Regions from separate parts of the Homo sapiens genome. Here region 2 is linked to region 1. A link is an interaction called in ENCODE POLR2A ChIA-PET data of the cell type or tissue named here. Cell type or tissue: Panc1. All regions are shown on one strand. Each heading gives the region's core, and the rest is flanking DNA. Links, peaks and the distances in the headings are about the cores only. Region 1 overlaps RMEL3 (enriched in melanoma 3). Region 2 has its middle 130 kb from the start of LNCBRM.

Region 1 (11,068 bases), core at 2,084-10,083:
ACCCGTGTGGGGGACTAGAGAAACCACCAGAAGTCAATTTCATTATTCTCTTTTCCAGTTGTCATTTTATTATTCCAGCCAAGGACATGGAATGTCTTGGTAGATTGGACAGATGTATATACTGACTCACATATATTGACTGAGCGACATAATGTGTCCCTGTCTGTAATTTCCAAGAAAGTATTGTGATGAGATTATTCAAATCATTTGGCAAATATAAGAAGTGAAAGTTCCATAATAAATCCAGGAGCAAAGACTAGATCGTTTTTTCCTGGAACTGTCTGTATTTGAAGAATTAAAAAAGATAATGTTGACCTGACTTGAGCACTTTTATCTAAAACTCAAGAGTTTTATATGGTGTCAACCAACTTTATATAATTTCCATGGAATTGGTTTTTCTTCTCAATTTGAAGTGCTCAGTGTCTTTTGTCTTTAAATTGAAGCCTAGCAATGAAGAGTTCATTATTTCTTAGTTTTATTAGATTTGGATTTTTAAATAGGTAGTCCTATTAGTCTCTCTAGAAATACTGTAAAGAGTGTTTCTTTATACCATTTTCCTTTATTTCCTGGAATAAATCAAATATAGCTACATATGTTATATTTTATTATACTATTTATGGCAATGTGTAATGGGTTTATATTAAAAGAATTGGTGGAAATGCTGCAGATTTTCCTTTGGAAGAGGTTGACTTCTCCAAGTTATCTATACTCTTAAGTCTTGTTGGATTCATATAAGGTTACTTAAGCATATTCCCTGGAATGGCTTGATATTTCATCACATTTTAAAGCATGTGTTTCTTTCCTAAAGCTGTAAACCTTAATATTTCTGGGTCTGGAAATAAAAATTTCAAATGGCAAACATTTCTCACATTTTCAAAGAGAACAGATTCCACCAATGTGAGTGGTTGAAACTTTAAAAGTTCCAAGCAAATGTTCACTTTTAACTGAAATTCTATTCCACATGCCTAGGGAAATCCACGTGAAGCATGTTACTCTCAGGCCGCAGTCATTCTTCTCTGGGTACAGGTCTTCAATCTAAAAGCCTGGGAAATGTGCCCCATTGAACAACTTACCTAGCATTAATCGTTTGATGATGCTGTAGGTTCTTACTGTAATGAGCAAGACCTCCTGCCACTCCTTAACACTCAAGTTACCTGAAAGATAATATACAGTTGGCTCCATGCTACCCACACATAGCCTGATCTCTCTCTTGAGCATACCAATAAGTGCAAGGCTGCCCTGCTGTGGATCACATTAATTCTTGGGCTGCTGCTTTCAATTTCACCAGAAATTGCTGGTGGCAATTTCTTTCTCTTAGCCTAGTGTTATCTGCTCCCCTCAGAAGTTTAGGGTCTGAAAAGAAAGGATCCTGAACTTCAATTTTGATCTTCCCTGATCCAGCTTCATCAGCAATCCATATTCTTTATGCTTTGCTGCCTCCACATAGTCTACTGATTCTAAACTGCCTCTGGTTCTCATCTGGATAACGCCTTGTTTTTACCATTTAATAAAAAATGTAGCTGCTACACACAGAATGAAGAGGACTGCAACATTCCCTTCAAATTGTAACTCACCTCGTATAGAAGTCTTCTGTGATACTACCAGTCCAGAAGTCATTACACTGGCCCTCTCTTGGGTCCATTACAATTTATCACAGCCCTAATCCCCCCTGCAAAATTGTTTGGAATAGGCTTCTCAGTCCTCTAAAAATAACCACACATTAGTGTTCCGGGAGCTGTTAGAACCACCTTAATTAGGCCGGGTGCAGTGCCTCATGCCTGTATTCCCAGCACTTTGGGAGGCTGGAATAGATCACTTGAGGCCAGGAGTTGGAGACCAGCCTGGTCAACATAACCCATCTCTAAAAAAAAGAACACCTTCGTGAGACCCTGAATGGCTTCATGAAAATAAAACGTGTACACAAGAGCACCAGCCCCTGCTCCAGCAGTCACCAGCAAAGCTGGTTATTCTTTCTCAGAGGTCATTGAATCATGGAATTTATCACTAGAAATTTTATGTACTTCCTAATATCACTTGTACAGTTGTCTTCATTTTAATTTATATTTTTTAACGTACTTACGTCTTGTATTCTCATCCAGAGCAATCTGGTGAGAACAAACACATTGCTTACTATTCTTTAGTATTCTCAATCTTCTCAGCACAGATCATATTAATCACAATTAATGAAACAATGGTCATGAAGATAAACATACTGCCTCCCTCCCCACCTCAGCACCTTTATGCTGTTATTTTGAATGTGTTGATTTACTCCACCACATAAGTGCTGTGTTTGCTTTCTGGTTGACTTGGGGTGTCTTCTTCTCTGCCTCTGGTCTGCCAGTCCCAGCTGTTTTACATAGTAGACAATTCTATCTAGATGTCTTTTTGAGTTGCAGAAAAGAGGACTATAGCCTCTATCTCTACCTTCTTGCTGTGCCAGGTGTATACCAACCAACGTCTTTCTGGACCCTGAAACAACATTTTGAATCTGGAACTCATTACTTTCTCTTCCCAAAGGAAACCTTCGGGGGGCAACTCAGCTGTTGATCTTACTTTACCTGGTGGGATGATCCTTCACCACCAAAGAACTTGAGCCTTCGCGCTCTGTCTATATGAAATTATAGTATCTTTGGTTAATTTTATCTCTGAACATAGTTATGTAAGTGGTACTCTAGGAGATTTTCTAGGCCTTATCCATATTCATTCTTGTCTCCATAATGAAGCAGCAAACTTACTTCTTCTTTATTGTCAGGATCAGTTATTTATGTCAATAGTAATTTCCTTTTATGCCAGTTTGTCCACTGGTAGGGGAGCTAAAAATGGCCAGGGGATGGTTTTAGTTTTTGATGAAATGAAATAATCTTCATGTTCATTTGTAGAAGTATTCCTCCTCTGACCAAGATTTAGGAAATGATGGCCCATAGTCCTGTCACCTGTTTTTGTAAATAAATGTTTTATTGGAACATAGTCACATTTATTTATTTACATATTGCCTATGGCTGTTTCCAAGCTATAGTGGCAGAGTGATTGTGACAGAGACTGCATGCCCTGCAATGCCTGAAATAGTTACTATTCAGCCCTTTGCAGAAAAATGTTGCCAACTTCTGCTTTAAACTATCAGAGGGCAGAGCTATGGGGATGATAACTATAATTGCAAGGGAGTCATTAGCTGTAATAATGAGGGGTGTTACCCCAACTTCTATTTTTCCATTGCAAGGTCCATGTATCCCAGTCATGGGAAAACACCATTTCTTGCTCACTGGATCAGTGTATGTACTGCATCCTGGGGGACAGCACCCCAACCTTTCAAGCGTTGTCTCCTAATTGGCATTGTGGCTGATTCTTCAGTACATCATTCCACTCTTCTATAAGGCCAGTTACTTCTGCGTGATATAGTACCAGACTAGATACTGAAGCTCTTTAATGCCCAACCTACTGACCTGCATTTTTTACTATAATGTGAGTTCTTGCTAGGAAGCAATAGTAGCAATCAAGATTGGCAGAGAAGGCAAATCCAAATCCACTTTTAATCCCAGTGCTTCATCCATAAGGGAAAAGGTGCAATGTAATCAACATGCCATCAGGGCTCTGGCTGGCTCCTCTGGAGTATGTCACTTTTTCAGGGCTTAGGGCTGGTCGCTTATGTTAGCAAAGCTGGCACTCAGCTGTGGAAGCAGCCAGAGTAGCCTTGGGCAGTGTGAGCCTGTGGTGTAGGTCCTCTGCATATTCTGCACTGTTCTATCGTGGCTTTTTTATTTATGAACTCACTGCTCAGGCACTTGAACATCTGAGAAAGAAGACTGACAGTCCAGCAGTAGGTCGATGTGATTATTAAGTCTCCTCCACAGTAAGGTCTGTTGAGAATGCATTCACATGAGATACGAATACTTCCCTTTCCGAGTTCTCCTTCATGTCTCCCCTTTAAGTTTCTTTGTCAATCATTCTCAATTTTATTTCCTTTATTTGTTAGCCACTGCCCTGAAACTAATGTAAATTCTTACCTCAAAGTTAAAGTGGAAAAAAACCCTGCACTGATTGCAGATCTGCCTGCTAGGATGACCCCCTTCTCTGCTCTCCCAGCCTATTGCTGTGGCTGGGTTTGAACACTGCAGAATCTGTTTCTGGTTGCTGGCATCTCTCTGTAAGTCTGGCTTGCTTTTTTTTTTACGCCTTAGACGACTGATTATAGGCAACTCCTCATGAAGTTGCATGTGTGAATTTAAATATGAATACCCTGCACCATTTACAAGGGTAACTGTATACTACAGGCATATGTTTCAGAGATTGTTGGATACTGGTTCTAAGTTAACATTAATTCCTGGAAACATACACTACCACTGTGACCTACCAGTAAAAAATGGGGACTTATGTGGGTTGGATGTGAGCAATCTGTCTGTGCAACTTATTTATACCTTCAGAATTTACTCAGTCTCAGCCTGAAATTAGTACGACCTGATTATGGAGTGCTGCTGGCATGGTAGTTTTTACGGCTAGGTTAACCAGTTTATAATAAGTAGTTCAGGTTGCAAGTTACATGTTAAGATGACATAGTCAATCTCTACCTATACTCAATAGCAATTCAAGAACTCTTTTTTGTTTGTTTTCTTTTGTTTTTGGGACAGAGTCTCGCTCTGTTACCCAAGCTGGAGTGCAGTGTTGCAATCTCAGCTCACTGCAACCTCCGCCTCATTCAAGCGATTCTCCTGCCTCAGCCTCCTGAGTAGCTGAGATTACAGGTGTGTGCCACCATGCCTGGCTAATTTTTGTATTTTTAGTAGAGACGGGGTTTCACCATTTTGGTCAGCCTGATCTCGAACTCCTGACCTTGTGATCCACCCACCTCCACATCCCAAAGTGCTGGGATTACAGGTGTGAGACGCTGCTCCTGGCTTAAGAACTCGTTCTTAAGAGAAGTATAGTTGTTTGTCGAAATGGGTAATGCGTCGCTTTAAAACTGTAGGGCAGTACTCCCCAAATGCTTTGGCACCACGATTTTGTGGAAGACAATTTTTCCACAGACTGGGGGGTGGGGGAGTGGTTTTGAGATGACCCAATCACATTACATTTATTGTGCACTTTATTTCTATTATTATTACATTGTAATATATAATGAAATAATTATACAAGTTACCATTAATGTAAAATCAGTGGGAGTCCTGAGCTCATTTTTCTGCAACTAAATGGTCCCATCTGGGGGTGATGGGAGTCAGTGACAGATCATCAGGAACTAGATTCTCATAAGGAGCTAAGGAGCGTGCAACCTAGATCCCTTCCAGGTGCAGTTCACAATAGGGTTCGCCCTCCTACAAATCTAATGCAGCCGCTGATCTGACAGGAGGTGGAGCTCAGGTGAAAATATGAGTGATGGGGAGCGGCTGTAAATACAGATAAAGCTTCTCTAGCCCACCGATCACCTCCTGCAGTGCAGCCTGGTTCCTAACAGGCCACAGAGTAGTACTGTGGCCCAAGGTTTGGGGACCCCTGCCGTAAGGGATGCTGCTGAACTCCTGCCCTAGGGGATGCTTCCCAACTCTATTGAGTAACTCCACCTACCACAGAATTGTTGAGAAATTTCGCATTTGCTGGGTTGTAAGGGTCAAGTCCCAGAATGGCTTTCAATGTAGCCTAAATCCATTGGAGAAATTATCACTCAAAGGTGATAGCATTTTGTTATTTGGAGCCTATCGTCTAAAAATATATCCTAATTTCCATCCTCCTCCCTCAAAAAAAAAAGTTGCCTGAAGTAAAACCCTTGTTTTGTATTTTTGTGAGATTTATCCATTGCACTCTTAGTAAGATTTGCTGAAGTTACACAATACATTCTGCTCTGTAGATTCCAAAGTATGATGTAAACCACTATGATGTCCTCTGGCATTATGAGACAGTCATTGAACACTGAATTGTACTACAGAATTGGGCAATTGTCTTAAAACTGCAGCAAGATGGTAAAGTTATCTATGTCCATACCAGGTAAAAGCAAATTTCTAAAAAGTTATTTTTTTATCCCAGAGAAAAACTATTAACTATGTTAATAGCTACAGGGAATTTACTAATTTGCTCCAATAAGTAGCAAATAAAATCTATGTCTAGAGTAATAGCCGCATTTTGAATTACCACCAGATTTAGCTTACAAGATACCTCTTGTATTTTTCCAGACCTATCCATTGTTTGCATGACTGCAAATAAAGACCCTGTTTTGCTCTGTCCTTTTGTATGCTGACCTCTAAGAACTACATCACCTGGCTTCCCTTGATCTCTGGCTTCTTACTGGGTTTAGACCAATGGGATACCCCAGTGAAATTGTTGGGGAGTGAAGGAGGGCAGAGGTCAGGGATTTTATTTTCTCTTCTTTGTTTTTCTTTTGCCAGGGTCCTGGCTGGGACTGTATTCCTTTATGGCCATAGCTCCTCTTCTCTGACATTCTTGCTGGGCTATGATCGCACCTCTCCTTTTTCTTAATCCTTCAAGCTTAGAGATGATAATGGATTCTTGCTGTTATGTCTCATCATACCTTATTGATTCCTTAATCCTGTCTAGACCTCTGTAAACATTCTTTAATTAAATTTTCTTCAGTTAAAACCCTCTGAGTATTCTCTATTTTACTTACAAGGACCCTAACTGTTAAAATTAGCTGTTCGTTTTCAGGACCTTCCATTAGGTAAGGCTGTTTTAGGTGTGCAACCAAATGATAAAGCTTTCATCAAATGAGGAAAAAGAGGCTGCTTTGGCTTCAAAGGGGCAGGGCTGGATGTTTGGGATCTCCAGATTCTCAAATTCTCCTAAATAGCCACTCCGGTTCTTGGGGTCTCATTCTTTTCCATCTTTGCCCTAAATTTAAAATGAAAGTCCTAGTGAAGCTGTGAATTCAATCAATGAAGTTTGTTTTTTAGGTACTCAGCCCTATGTCTCTAAGAGATAAAAGATTCTTTTAGCTCAGTGTGTGCTTTGAGATATGTGTAGGAATTTAACTTTGTTATACTCTCTTTTAAGCTGGTTGGAGTCAGTGAAGGCAGCCATCCATTCTTCAACATGAAATTACTCATATCCTTTATACTGTTCAATGACAGTGAAAGCTTTATTCCCCACAGCCTTGACCCCCAAAAGTGTTTTATTTTAAGTGATCCCAGGAGATATTTTAATGAGCAATTTCTCTCCTGTTTGCCATGAGCTGTAAGATTCCCCTTAATGAATGCTAGTGGGTTTTTTTTTTAACTGCCATTAGCCTGAATTGAGCCAGATGACCAATCCTAGAATTGCCCAATTCTTTAAGGGTCTGTTATCTACAATTCCATTCCCTGGTACCAAAATATGTTTCAGTCAACATACTTAATTGCATGCAGCAGAAATTGCCTTTAGATAGCTTAAGCAGGAAAAAATATTTTTGAAGGAATAATGAATAGCTCACAGATTCCATTCTTGGGAAATGGACAGAAACCAAAAAGAAAATTAGCTTAAGTTGTGCCAAAGCAATAGTCTGGTTAGGACTCTATTATGGGACCATGCCATCGTCACTGATGAGTTCCTGTGTCACAAAATGCATGAGTAATTTCTCAACAGTTCCTGCAAATTTGCATCACTTTGTCAGATTCTAAGTATTGAAAATCTCAGAATAGAGTATCTGATAGGCTGAGCCTAAGTTCTAGCTGATAATGAACAAGTGCAACTCAGGGGCTTGCCTCCCATCAAGGTTCACACAAAAGGGAATTAAAGGAAATTCTTGTCAATAAAAAGGGCATTAAGTTGCTGGTTAGCTAAAAATCAAGACAAAAACAAAAATGAATCAATCAGTATCTACTATATTCATCCTACATACTTGACCCTATGAAGAATTCCTTTGTCGGGGCAATGTTTGAGGAGCAGTCAAGCAGACTGGCTACAGATTTTGGCTACAGTGACTCAAATATGAAAGTAATGAGTAAGTGCTACTGAGATCAGGTAAAAATAAAGAATTAAGAAAGCATTTTTAATTATCATGGACACATAATAGTAACACATTTTTGTGGGGTACATGTAATATTTTGATACAAGCATTTAATATATAACGATCAAATCAGGGTAATTGGGATATCTATCGCCTCAAGCAGTTATCATTTCTTTGTGTCAGGAACATTCCAATTCCACTCTTTTAGTTCTTTTGAGATATACGCTAAATTACCGTTAACTATATTGCATGTTCTCACTCATGTGTGGAAGCTAGGAAACACTGAACTCATGGAGATAGTAGAATGATGGTTACCAGCGGCTGGGAAGGGTGGTAGGAAAGAGTGCAGATAAAGAGGGGATGGTTAGTGAGTACAAAAATATAGTTAGATAGAAGGAATAAGATCTAAAGTTTGGTTGCACAAGAATTTTGTTTTTAATTGGTATTTTACCATCTTTTTCATTGATAAAATTTCCTTTCTCTACATCAACTTTTGTTTCTCTGAGTCCATCAAAATTTTAAAATTGTACTTTTTTTATTTTATTTTATTTATTTATTTATTTATTTTTTAATTATACTTTAAGTTTTAGGGTACATGTGCACATTGTGCAGGTTAGTTACATATGTATACATGTGCCATGCTGGTGCGCTGCACCCACTAACTCGTCATCTAGCATTAGGTATATCACCCAATGCTATCCCTCCCCCCTCCCCCCTCCCCACCACAGTCCCCAGAGTGTGATATTCCCCTTCCTGTGTCCATGTCATCTCATTGTTCAATTCCCACCTATGAGTGAGAATATGCGGTGTTTGGTTTTTTGTTCTTGTGATAGTTTACTGAGAATGATGGTTTCCAATTTCATCCATGTCCCTACAAAGGACATGAACCCATCATTTTTTATGGCTGCATAGTATTCCATGGTGTATATGTGCCACATTTTCTTAATCCAGTCTATCATTGTTGGACATTTGGGTTGGTTCCAAGTCTTTGCTATTGTGAATAGTGCCGCAATAAACATACATGTGCATGTGTCTTTATAGCAGCATGATTTACAATCCTTTGGGTATATACCCAGTAATGGGATGGCTGGGTCAAATGGTATTTCTAGTTCTAGATCCCTGAGGAATCGCCACACTGACTTCCACAATGGTTGAACTAGTTTACAGTCCCACCAACAGTGTAAAAGTGTTCCTATTTCTCCACATCCTCTCCAGCACCTGTTGTTTCCTGACTTTTTAATGATTGCCATTCTAACTGGTGTGAGATGATATCTCATAGTGGTTTTGATTTGCATTTCTCTGATGGCCAGTGATGATGAGCATTTTTTCATGTGTTTTTTGGCTGCATAAATGTCTTCTTTTGAGAAGTGTCTGTTCATGTCCCTCGCCCACTTTTTGATGGGGTTGTTTGTTTTTTTCTTGTAAATTTGTTTGAGTTCATTGTAGATTCTGGATATTAGCCCTTTGTCAGATAAGTAGGTTGCGAAAATTTTCTCCCATGTTGTAGGTTGCCTGTTCACTCTGATGGTAGTTTCTTTTGCTGTGCAGAAGCTCTTTAGTTTAATTAGATCCCATTTGTCAATTTTGGCTTTGGTTGCCATTGCTTTTGGTGTTTTGGACATGAAGTCCTTGCCCACGCCTATGTCCTGAATGATAATGCCTAGGTTTTCTTCTAGGGTTTTTATGGTTTTAGGTCTAACGTTTAAATCTTTAATCCATCTTGAATTGATTTTTGTATAAGGTGTAAGGAAGGGATCCAGTTTCAGCTTTCTACATATGGCTAGCCAGTTTTCCCAGCACCATTTATTAAATAGGGAATCCTTTCCCCATTTCTTGTTTTTGTCAGGTTTGTCAAAGACCAGATAGTTGTAGGTATGCGGCGTTATTTCTGAGGGCTCTGTTCTGTTCCATTGATCTATATCTCTGTTTTGGTACCAGTACCATGCTGTTTTGGTTACTGTAGCCTTGTAGTATAGTTTGAAGTCAGGTAGCATGATGCCTCCAGTTTTGTTCTTTTGGCTTAGGATTGACTTGGCGATGCAGGCTCTTTTTTGGTTCCATATGAACTTTAAAGTAGTTTTTTCCAATTCTGTGAAGAAAGTCATTGGTAGCTTGATGGGGATGGCATTGAATCTGTAAATTACCTTGGGCAGTATGGCCATTTTCACGATATTGATTCTTCCTACCCATGAGCATGGAATGTTCTTCCATTTGTTTGTATCCTCTTTTATTTCCTTGAGCAGTGGTTTGTAGTTCTCCTTGAAGAGGTCCTTCACATCCCTTGTAAGTTGGATTCCTAGGTATTTTATTCTCTTTGAAGCAATTGTGAATGGGAGTTCACTCATGATTTGGCTCTCTGTTTGTCTGTTGTTGATGTATAGGAATGCTTGTGATTTTTGTACATTGATTTTGTATCCTGAGACTTTGCTGAAGTTGCTTATCAGCTTAAGGAGATTTTGGGCTGAGACGATGGGGTTTTCTAGATAAACAATCATGTCGTCTGCAAACAGGGACAATTTGACTTCCTCTTTTCCTAATTGAATACCCTTTATTTCCTTCTCCTGCCTGATTGCCCTGGCCAGAACTTCCAACACTATGTTGAATAGGAGCGGTGAGAGAGGGCATCCCTGTCTTGTGCCAGTTTTCAAAGGGAATGCTTCCAGTTTTTGCCCATTCAGTATGATATTGGCTGTGGGTTTGTCATAGATAGCTCTTATTATTTTGAAATACGTCCCATCAATACCTAATTTATTGAGAGTTTTTAGCATGAAGGGTTGTTGAATTTTGTCAAAGGCTTTTTCTGCATCTATTGAGATAATCATGTGGTTTTTGTCTTTGGTTCTGTTTATATGCTGGATTACATTTATTGATTTGCGTATATTGAACCAGCCTTGCATCCCAGGGATGAAGCCCACTTGATCATGGTGGATAAGCTTTTTGATGTGCTGCTGGATTCGGTTTGCCAGTATTTTATTGAGGATTTTTGCATCAATGTTCATCAAGGATATTGGTCTAAAATTCTCTTTTTTTGTTGTGTTTCTGCCTGGCTTTGGTATCAGAATGATGCTGGCCTCATAAAATGAGTTAGGGAGGATTCCCTCTTTTTCTATTGATTGGAATAGTTTCAGAAGGAATGGTACCAGTTCC
Region 2 (11,068 bases), core at 2,117-10,116, 240 kb after region 1:
TATATGATTTAAGACAACAAAGGCTTCCCCCTCTTTCAACAACACTGTACTCTAAATATCTATTGTGTGGGCACATGATCCAGCTAGACAATTACGGAGCTCCTGCACATTTCCATGGTGGTGGGTCTAGGAGTTGGTTTGTGACCAAGCATAGACAATAAAGTCTTCTTGATGTGTGGGCACTAGATGAGATCTTACTTCCGTTTGAATCGTGAGTCCGATGACAGATTTGTGCTGCGAGTAATTATCTTTCCTGCTATATAGGGAAAGGCTATATGAAAATGAAGCCAAGACATGGGGATAAGCATGAAATTGAGAGAAAGAAAGTCTTGAGGGCAGAGCTCCTACATCTACATGCACCTTTGGATTCCCCAGTGACAGAAATGTTTTACCATTTTTTCCAAAAGCCAGTTTGAGTTAGATTTATTTTGCTTGCGATTGAAAGGGTATTAAAAACTTTAAAAGAATTCAGTCAGTCGCTGATGCTCGGTAACTTCCCTTGACAAAGCTTTTCTTTACGTCTCTCGTATGCTTCCCAACCTGGGTACTCATGTAATATTGCAGATTTGGGATTGACAATAAAAAAAGATAAGATTAAAGATTTATATAAGTTATAGTTTTATTTATAATTCAGCCTGAAATTGGTTGCACAAAGAGTAAATGCTTTAGGATTTTAGAGAGGGGTAGATAACTGGGAGCAAATGTAATTCAAAGAAGGCTTCATGCAGGAAGGAAACATGGACCTGTAATGAAGGGGAGGGGTTGAAGAATAGATGGTGAGGAAAGAGAAGAATATTGCAGGTGAGGAGAATAAGAGAAACAAAGGCACAGAGATGGGAGTGAGTCCAATGGAAAATGCCCTGGATAGAAGGATGAGGTTGTAATTGGGCTGGTAGGGAGGCGTCATTATATGACAAACAGATTTGGAAACCAGGCAAAAGACTTGTGATGTGGTGTGGTAGGAAATAGCAGCCCTTGAAAGTTGTGACCTGATAAAAGGGGTGTTTCGCAAATATTAGTGCTGCTGTGATATGAGAGAATGGCATAAGAAAGTCTTGTTAGGAGGCAATTTTCAGCGGTGCTATTTGAGGGAACAATATGAAAACTTGGATTTAAATTGAGGCAGTGAGAATGAAGACAGAGGTGAGAGGGTATAAAGACATTTAAAATGAAAAATAAAAATCCATAGGATATGATTGGGAGGATGAAGTGTGCTTGGAGATGGTTGACTCAGAGTTTTACATTCTTGGCGTCAGGATATATTCCTACTAAGTTGTAGGTAAAAGATTGGAATTGGATTCTAGGATGTAGTGAAAATGGGACTGGGCTTATCAATTGGGAGGAACTCCAAAGAGAAAATAGCAACCAGAGAAAGGATGATGAGAAGCAGAGAGGCCGAGAGAGGGAGAGAGACCCACATTCAAGCAACATAGAAGGGGGCAGAGAGAGAGGCACAGGGCAAGGCAATGGCCAGAATTATGGGGCAGAAGAAGCAAGAAAAGTCAGAAAAGCAATAAAGAAGGAATGTTTAAAGAAATAGGATAGAGATCTACATACAATACTGTCATCTTTAAAGAAGTGGTCCCCAAACTTTCATCATTAGTATTTCCTATAGTAGTAAAAATGTTTTGAGCCTGCACCAAAGGTATTTATTTATTTTAAATCACTTACATTTGTATTCTACTTATTCCTGATTAAATAACATACAAAAATTTGAGTTAAGGAAGAAATTAAAACATTAAATAATACTTTTACAATTCTAAAGCAAACATTTCCCTCCCACTAAAATAATAATAGTAAGAATAATATTAATATTTTTAGTAAAAGCATTGCAGTTTAAATTTTTATAATAGAATTTTCAAAGATAAAAATAAATAGAGGTAATACTATAATTACCCTCCATGGAATCATCATCCAACTTTAAAAATCTATAACATTTTGTCAATCTTGTTCATTTACCCATCCTTACTACTTGATATTTTGTAGGGGGTCTAGAGTATTATAGAGCAAACTCTAGACATCATTTTACCTATAAATATTTCAAGATGTATCTTTAATTTGTAATAAATTTTAAAAATAAACACAATGTTATATCACACCTAAAATTAGCAATAATTTCTTAATATCGAATACCAGTCCATATTCAAATTTCCCTAATTGTCTCAAAACATTTTTTAGAGTTGGTATATGTCCAAACCAAGATCCAAGCAAGATCCACTTAGTGTTTAGTTGTTGTGTCCTGTCTCTTTTAATTTACAAAAGCTTTATCTTAAATATATATATATTTCATTTGTTGTAGAAACCAGGTCATATTTTCTATAGAATATCTCATGTTTGGATATGAATTATTGCTTCTTTATGTTTTGCTTAATTTGTTTCTCTAGCTCCTTATTTGCTATAAACCAATAGTTAGATCTAGAAGTTGTGTCTTTTACTATTGGAATATACCAGAAGATACATATCTATTGACCCACTTTTAATGGTCATTTTAGATTTTAAGATTTATCAGTAGGCTTATGTATTTGAAACCTTATTCTATTCATCTGTTATAAAGAACTATTTTACCTAATGATTTTAGTATCCATTGATGTCCATTGCTTAGATACATTATTTTGGGGGTGGGGGGATTGTAAATTGTAACTTAAAAAAATTCTATTCCTCCTTCTGAATTTACAAACTAGAAATCTTCTATAAAAAGAATCATTTGTCAACTACTGGTCATCCCAAAATATGGTTCATATAAGAAAGATAGAACATTGTTTGATAATTTCCCTTTGTCATTTTTTCAGAAAATTGAGGTTTTTAAAAAAATTATTTAATATCATGATGAAGTATAAATTCATGGATTTTTATATATTTTATGTTTTAATAAACTTTAGTTGTTATTATATTTGGTGCTCAAAATTATCACATTGCTGGTGAAGCAGCCTCTCCAATTTGGCTACTAAGTCTTTTTATTAAAACTCATTAGTCTTTACTACCTTTTTTACTGTTGTCTCCAAACATAGCACCCAACATCAACAAGGTGGCCAAGTTCATCTTGTATATATTCTGCTCCAGACCTTCAAGCAGCATTTTTCCAAGGATCATTGATCCTTTTTAGTGGGCAACTGTATTTAGAAATCACAAGCTGTGCAGTAAGGGTGTTTACTGCTACTGGATTATTAATTCTTCTGGGATTTTTTTACTGGGAGAAGCTATAAGTGTGTGAGTGTATGTGTGTGTATGAAAGAAAAAAGTAACTTGTAAATACATGTTATTTCTAATTCTAATGTAAAAGTAGAGGGTTTTTATTTACATCTTTGGTTATATAATTTCTCCTGCTGAAAATCTTGATTATGAATGGAATTAACCTAATTAAAAGCTTTTAAATTTTGGTTTACATTTATGAATCACATAGTAGTATCATAATTCCAAGGTCTGGCCATGGGTTCCTTTAATTTAATACTTGGTTCTAGTGGTGTTCACATGAAAAATATATGAAGAACTAAGCAAAATCTTTAATGATACACTTAATAATCTATTGTTCAAATTTTTCAATCCTATCCACCAATTACAAAGTTATTTGTTAAAGTTCAGTTTGTAAGTTTACTTTGTCCCCAATGTTAACAAAATTGTCAACAAATTGTGCGCTCTATGTCATATTCCATATGTATACATATATTCTATATATATGTATTCACATAAAACATACGAACACATTTATTTCGAAGACTTTAAACACATTAAAATTATATTTTCAATTATTTTTAGAGTGCAGATGTAAAAGTGTGTGTAAGTGATATACTTACAATATTTTGGGCACCAAAATCATATAGTGATTTCACACATAATTATATAATAATTTCTAAATTTCAGTTTCAATATGCTTTCACCATAGCATATATTTCCTTTGAAAACAGCTGATTCATTTTTCTTTTTCTTTTTCTTTCAACTTCTATTTTAGATTTGGGGGTACATGTGCAGGTTTGCTACCTGAGTATATTGTGTGATGCTGAGGTTTGAGGCACAAATGATCCTGTCAGCCAGGTACTGAGCATAGCACCAAACAGTTAGTTTTTCAGTGCTTGTCCCCCTTCCACCCTCCCTCTCTCCTCTAGTAGTTCCCAGTGTCTATTGTTCCCATGTTTATATCCATGAATACCTGATGTTTAGCTCCCACTTTGTAAGTGAGAACATGTGGTATTTGGTTTTCTGTTCCTGTGTTATTCTGTTCCTGTGTTAATTTGCTTAGGATAACAGCCTCTGGTTGCATCCACGTTGCTGCAAAGGACATGATTTCATTCTTTTTTATGGCTGCATAGTATTCTATGTGGTATATTACCACATTTTCTTTATCCAATCCACTGTTGACGGGCACCTAGGGTGATTCCATGACTTTGCCATTGTGAATAGTATTGTGGTGAACATAAGAGTGCATGTGTCTTTTAGGTAGCACTATTTGCTTTCTTTTGGATATATACCCAGGAATGGGATTGATGGGTTGAATGGTAGTTCTGCTTTAAGTTATTTGAGAAATCTCCAAAGGGCTTTTCACAGCGGCAGAACTGATTTACATTCCTACCAATAACATGTAAGTATTCCCTTTTCTCCACAGCCTACCCAACATCTGTTGTTTTTTTGACTTTTTAATAGTAGTCATTCTGACTGGTGTGAGATAGTATCTCACTGTGGTTTTGATTTGCATTTCTCTGATGATTTACTGATGATTAGCATTTTTTCATGTTTGTTGGCTGAGAAAGCAGCTAATTTCTTACTCATTATTTAGAAGCCACTTTTAACCACTGAAGTTTTTATTTCTTATCTCTGTAGTTATATTATCATCAGCAAATTGTCATTACAAAAAAGATCAACTAATATGAAACACTTGCCTCTTTGTAAAATAAAATCTCATTAACAATAATGGAAATAAGTCCATATTTCAAGTAGTCCTCTTCATGATATTTTAATCGCTCTCTTTGTTGGATCTTATTAGGTTTATATATTAATTTTGTTATGTGGTACAAAAAATAGTTGAAACTAAAAGTAGAAATGTCTTCTTTGCCATTTCCTTATTTCCTGTTTTATAAACATTGCTTCTTTTTCAACCTGTGGTTTCTTATAAGAAATGTTTTTAAGGTACTTATATTTTTTGTGAGGTTTAGTTTATGTTAAAAACATGATACCATCTATAAATCTACCTTGATAGGCACACAAATTATAGTTTTTGTAATATGGTGGAAAAGAGTAATTGCATGTGAGTAGCATGATAGCTTCATACTTGCTGTGTGTATAGACTTACACACATATGATATTTTTATATTAAATATCGATGCCTACTTCCTTTAATGTTATTATAGAATACAATATATTAATAGAAATTCTAATATTTTTCCCATGCTGCAACTGACTATTTCTTACTTCTTGGGTGCGTATACCCTGCTCTGGAGATTCCTCCTTGAAGGATGAGACACCTTCAAAAAGAAGAGAAGTTTTAGTAGCTGGTTGATGATGAAAGTCAGAGTCCAGTGAGTTAACGAGAGAATCAGAAATGGGGCAGAAGATTTTAGATGACTTGTGGCAATGAAGGAGGAAGAGGAAAAATAAAACTGTACGGTACTTGGAGAAAATAAAATGTAGAAAATTCCTCCCATGACAAGCTTAGGGAGATTTCTGCATTTGGAGATTGAAGGTAAAGAGAACATGTAGACTGTGGATTATCAAATAAAAGGTTAGCAGAGGAAAGAAGAGGGAGAAGAGGATTGTGTTAAGATCTGTGGAGAAAAGAGTTTACCTTTCATGACTCAGAGAGGCATGTTGGAGAAGCAGACCAAGAAGAAAGCAAGCTTGCAACTTAACAACAATAGCAGCAGCAAGAACAACAACAATAATAAATTTCCTTTGGCTTTGCATTCTTCAGATAAAATCAGTGGTGAATAAAATTTTTATGGAGAGTAGAAACACAATGACCATTTTGGGTAGGGAATGACATGAGTGAAGCTGGTGGAAGGAAGAATGAACTGGCCACAGACAATGTGTAGGATGATAGAATGAAAAGGGAGAAACGAGTTTGCACAAGCTCAGAAAAAAGATATTTAAAAAACCCAAACAAACATGATAACAGGAGAAGAAATGGTGAAGGTGGGAGATTTTGGCTGCAGCAAAGAGTGACTTTAGTGGCCGATAATGCTTGGAAGAGTGCAGTCGAATATGATTTTTCCTTTATGTGTCGTATTTATCCTCATTGGTCTGGATATCTGCTTTTCTGAAGCACACCAATGAGGGTGTGACCTCAGGGATATTCATTCAGATTCCAGGCCTTCTCTAGCAGAACTACACAAAGGCTAAGAATATGTTGTAACCATAAATTCTCATTTGTATTCCTAATGAACATGTTTTGAAGGACACTTTTACCAGCTAATGTTTTTTCAATCTTATTCTAAACTCATCTATCCAACTTCCTCATGAAATGTTTACGCCATAGTATTTAAGTTCGTGGGTTGGATGAGACATAATCTAGATGACACAAAATCTAACCAGCTATTTACATGATCACAAACAAGCACTGGAATCAGGGAAGTTACCTTATGTTAACATTAAAGTAGCTTGCCAGCAGAGCCCAATATACAATAGCAGTGTATCTATTTTCTTTTCAGTAGTTGATGGATTTTGAAATTTGTCCTTGGCTTCAAGGATTATTGTCAGAGTCCAAAGGTGAACTTATCTATTATTTCCATTAGTGTTTGGGTGATACATGGCAGCAGGCGTTGGGAGAAAGACAGAATGCCTATTGAACTCTCTGAGATGCTGCTGAGTCTAATGGCATAACCTATTTTTTTTATTAGAATGTAAAAAACATACTCATATCCGAATACAACAGCTAAGAAGCAGAACGCTTCTTACCGGTGCAGATTCTTACTGAAGGGAGTGAGAGGACAGTGCGCTTTTAAAAATACATTGTTCTCTAAATTAATAATGACTTTATATTCAGCTTTAAATAAATTATATTTTCAGAATAGTCAAAACCTATGAAGTTAGTTTCATTTGTCCTTGAGGGTTTCCAGTTTTTAATAATTGGAGTTGAATTCATTTTGGGATCTGTTAATTTAAGTTCTAATGGTCAAATAATTATTACATTGGAAAATCAAGAGTCCTGCATCTTCATTATATTTTCACCAGTGATTTACTCACTAACCTTGAGAATTCACTTCAGCTCATTTGCCATACGTAATCTCTCTTTTCCTGTCAAATTTTTGTTAATGAGGATCATTTCCATAGAACTCCTAGAAGGTTTAGAAGATAAATGGAGTTTGGGTTGAAATGAGAAGCATATTTTTTGCTGATAAAGATTTCTGTAGTGGCTTTGAGTATGTACCAAATATCATTTGCATAGAATTGCAATGAGCTAGGTAGCCATATTTGTTCTCATGGTTACTTTTCTTCAAAAAAAAAAAAAAGCTGAAGTGTTTCCTGTATATATTTCTAGCAGTCCTATAAAATGAGATGTGATTCTCTTTGAAATGAGGAAAAGGATAAACTTATAGATTACTTATGAGCTTTCAAAGAATCCTCATGCTCTATTCCTGACATGAGTTCTTGTGGTTTTATTCTTATTGGGTTCAGAAATAAAATGTTCAAATTTATCCTGTCAAAAGATTTCTTGGGCACTGAGATAAGAGCAAGGTTGAGTCTCTTATCAGTGGGTCTTGTCATATAGCTCTATGGTACACTTAAGTTAGCTGATGGCAGTCTGTTATTTATGATGATGGTTTGCCTTGTGTTTGTGCAGCATTTTATGAATTAGCCAAGTTTTTTTTTTGGCATTTTTAAAATGGGCTTTGAAATGGACTTAGATAAAAAATTGGTGAAAATAGTTCCTCAATGTGTGGTTTTTTTGCTTTCTTTTATTGAAAGGGTTTAGAAATGACTTCCCTCAATATCTGGTTGGGGAAATTTCAGACTATGCTTACAAGTCAAAGGAAATGTCTCTGAGCATAAATTGTGTCACTAGGATTTAAAGGTCTATTTCTAATATATTATTTAGAGCACTTAAAAACTTTATCAAAGTCAAATCAAATCTAAGGGGGAAAATGCAAGAGCTTACTTTGGTAATACTGAATCTAAGAGAAGAAGGCTTAGGGCAAATAGACAACAGGTTTAGTTTGGTGATTCAAAACATTTTTAATATCACAACTCTACATTTATACTCACACATGCCACATTAATCCTTCTTATACTGTTGTAGTTAGTCATGAGAATGCTTGGCCTTCAGCTTGATGTGCTATTTTCTTCAAAAACGCTCTTTCTTGGAGACCCTTTTTGATGTTACTGTCTTCAAATGTCCAGATGTCTTAGATTTTTCATTACATCTTGATTGTTCTCCTCTCAAGTGTAAGTTTGTTGGTCATTTACTGACTTCACAAGTCCTTTTATTTTCATGATCATTGCTTTGACATGAAATAAGCCACTCAGAATTCTGAGACTTTTCTATAATTAAGCCCTTCTGATTAGATAGGCTGGACTTTTAATCTATACTCCCTTGTTATCTAGGCCTGCTACAGCTCTTTTAAAAGTTGGTCTTATATATGATACCATATAAAACAACACTTCTATTCTGAAACTGATTCAGTTTTTAACTTACAGTATTTCTAATGTATAGTATTTCATACTTACTCTTTTATCTTTCTTGTGAACAGACTCAGACTCTAACTTACACTTATTAATTGTCGTTTATATGTCAGGCCCTGTATCTGACAGTAGAAATAAAAAGAAATTAGAGCATCTAACCTCAAAGAGTTCACAGTCAAGTATACTCCACTTTGCTTTCTGTATCTCCAAGATGTGTAGGAAAATATCTAAGCAATTTTTACCTGCACAGCATCTCAACAGAAGACAATTGTGTAGGGGAATCCTCACATTCTAATTTTAGCTTACTTATGCTTTTCTGCTGAGATTTTATTTTGCAGGACACGGAGTAAATGAGCCTGTCTAATACTTCCTAAGGATTCTCTTTTTTGAAGGGAAATGCTTCACACAAACAATCAGCTACACACCTAAAAGCCATAACCTTATGGAAAGGGATTAGTCATAATTGTCAAGTCTGTTCCTCTAATTTGGTGGCATATTCAGAGGCTCATGGGAGATTGTTCAGAAATCCTGGAGGGGATCAGTTAGACCATTTTTTTTAGCAAAGGGAGTCTCTGCTGAGCAGGCTGTAGATATCTCATAAAAATCAGAGGGGATAGAATTGTTCTTGGTTTTTTTAAGAATGAGAAAAGGGTACTGTTATAAGAAAAACATACAGACTCCAGGTAGACTAGCGCCATATGCAAATAGTGAGGACCAGGAGGCAGCTAGAACATCACAAGGAGCCCCATAGCACTTCCTTTCCCCCACAACCCCATTGGTGGACTTTTCTAAGGAAGGCAAATCGATGAAGCATGGGGTGTGGAATGGGGAAGTTTACAGTGTAGTGGGGCTGGCTGTTGAATGTCAGCTGTGCCAACCTCTCTCAGGCAGTACCCCACCCAGAATCCCCACTATTTTTATAGAATAGAAACCCTATTCTCCACAAATGAAAGAAAAGTCTTAGAAAACTCTCTTATATATAATTTTCTTATGAAAATAAAACAGTTTCTGGTACTTAAGTTACACCAGAGAATTCCCAAAGCGTCCAACATGCTCAGCTCAAAAGAGGCTTTCCCTTTCCCAGATGGATGCAGCCACATTTGTGTGACTTAACCAGGATGAGACAGAAATAATTACCCCTCTTATATATCACTGTAGTGGCTTAAGGAGAGGGCCCATGGGTCCCCACCTCTGGTGCAGCTAGATAGTCATGAAGCCTCCAATCACCTCCACCCTGAGATAGGTATCTTCCACATTTAGCAATTCAAGCTTCTGCAGCCACCCAATGGATTCATTTTGCTTGCTGTCCAGATAGAGCTGATTTACCAAGACAGGGGAATTGCAATAGAGAGAGTTTAATTCACGCAGAGCCAGCTGAACAGGAGACTGGAGTTTTATTATTACTCAAATCAGCCTTTCTAAACATTTGGAGGCTAGAGTTTTTCAAGGATATTTTGGTGGACAAGAGAATGGGTGCTGCTTATTGGTTGGAGATACAATATAGGGGTGTGGAGAGTGGTCCTCTTATGAGCTGAGTCATGCTTCTGGATGGGGCCACAGAACAGTTGTTGGTGGGTCTGAGTGGAGCCATTTGTCAGCAGAAATGCAAAAACATGAAAAGACATCTCAAAAGGCCAATCTTATGTTCTACAATAGTGATGTTAACTGCAGGAGTAATTGGGGAAATTACAAATCTTGTGACCTACAGAATATACACTGGTAGTCATTTCTGTCTACACCTTAGCAGGGTTCAGGCTCTTCTCATCCTCTTAACCAGATGGTCTTTCATTAGCTTTCCAAAGACAGTTAAGTTTTGGGGAAGAGCCATTGTCATTTAAACTAAATTTCTCCCAAAGTTAACGTGGCCCAAGCCCAGAAATAACTAAGGGCAGTTTGGAGGTTAAAGGCAAGACAGGATTTGGTTAGATCAGATCTCTTTCACTGTCATAATTTTCTCATAGTTATAATTTTTGCAAAGGCAGTTTCACTTAAGTTTAAGATTGTGTTTTCCTCTTCCTTTGTCTTTATCATTTACCCCCACTGTTCTAGGCAACTGCTCTTAGCTCTAGTGCCCCTTCCTCAGGGATGGGATTTTCTGAGTCCTTGCCATGGTTTTCCTGTTTTCAGGGAAATCCAACCTGAGATGCTAGGCTGGCTCTGGGAGAAGTATCCAAGGCCAGGGAGGGAGAGGCGGTAGGAAATGAGGACTTCATAGTGCAGTTTTCTTGTATATTTTTAGAAATCCCCTTGGCTTTTCAGGCCAAAGTGCTGCTGTACCATATCAGCCTTTACTCCTTCCTGTACTAATTAGTATTGAGTTCTCTCTATCAGAGAAGTCTGTGGAGCTGACTGTGCAGTTCCTCCCATAGCATATCATCACTGTTGCCAGTTTTCACCAGATGATTTTTCTTCAGCTCAGTAATTAGTTCTCTGTGTTTGTAGAAAATGGTTTGGGGATGGT

Evidence for each region. Peaks named below come from ENCODE experiments on the same cell type or tissue, not always from the same donor. Only the 100,000 strongest peaks of a DNase experiment are listed, where the experiment ranks them.
Region 2: POLR2A ChIA-PET joins it to region 1 with 5 read pairs; 2 of 35 experiments call an interaction of 5 or more read pairs at or near these places.

The regions. Positions count from the first base shown.
Region 1 is chr5:57,463,109-57,474,176 of GRCh38, forward strand. All of the region lies in intron 1 of RMEL3 (enriched in melanoma 3), which reads left to right. Among named protein-coding and RNA genes, the nearest start is that of ACTBL2, 14 kb to the right of the region's middle. In Panc1, for the core only: no CTCF peak of the experiment used is centred there; no DNase peak of the experiment used is centred there.
Region 2 is chr5:57,699,297-57,710,364 of GRCh38, forward strand. No RefSeq gene overlaps it. Among named protein-coding and RNA genes, the nearest start is that of LNCBRM, 130 kb to the left of the region's middle. In Panc1, for the core only: no CTCF peak of the experiment used is centred there; no DNase peak of the experiment used is centred there; H3K27ac peaks cover 6,820 bases.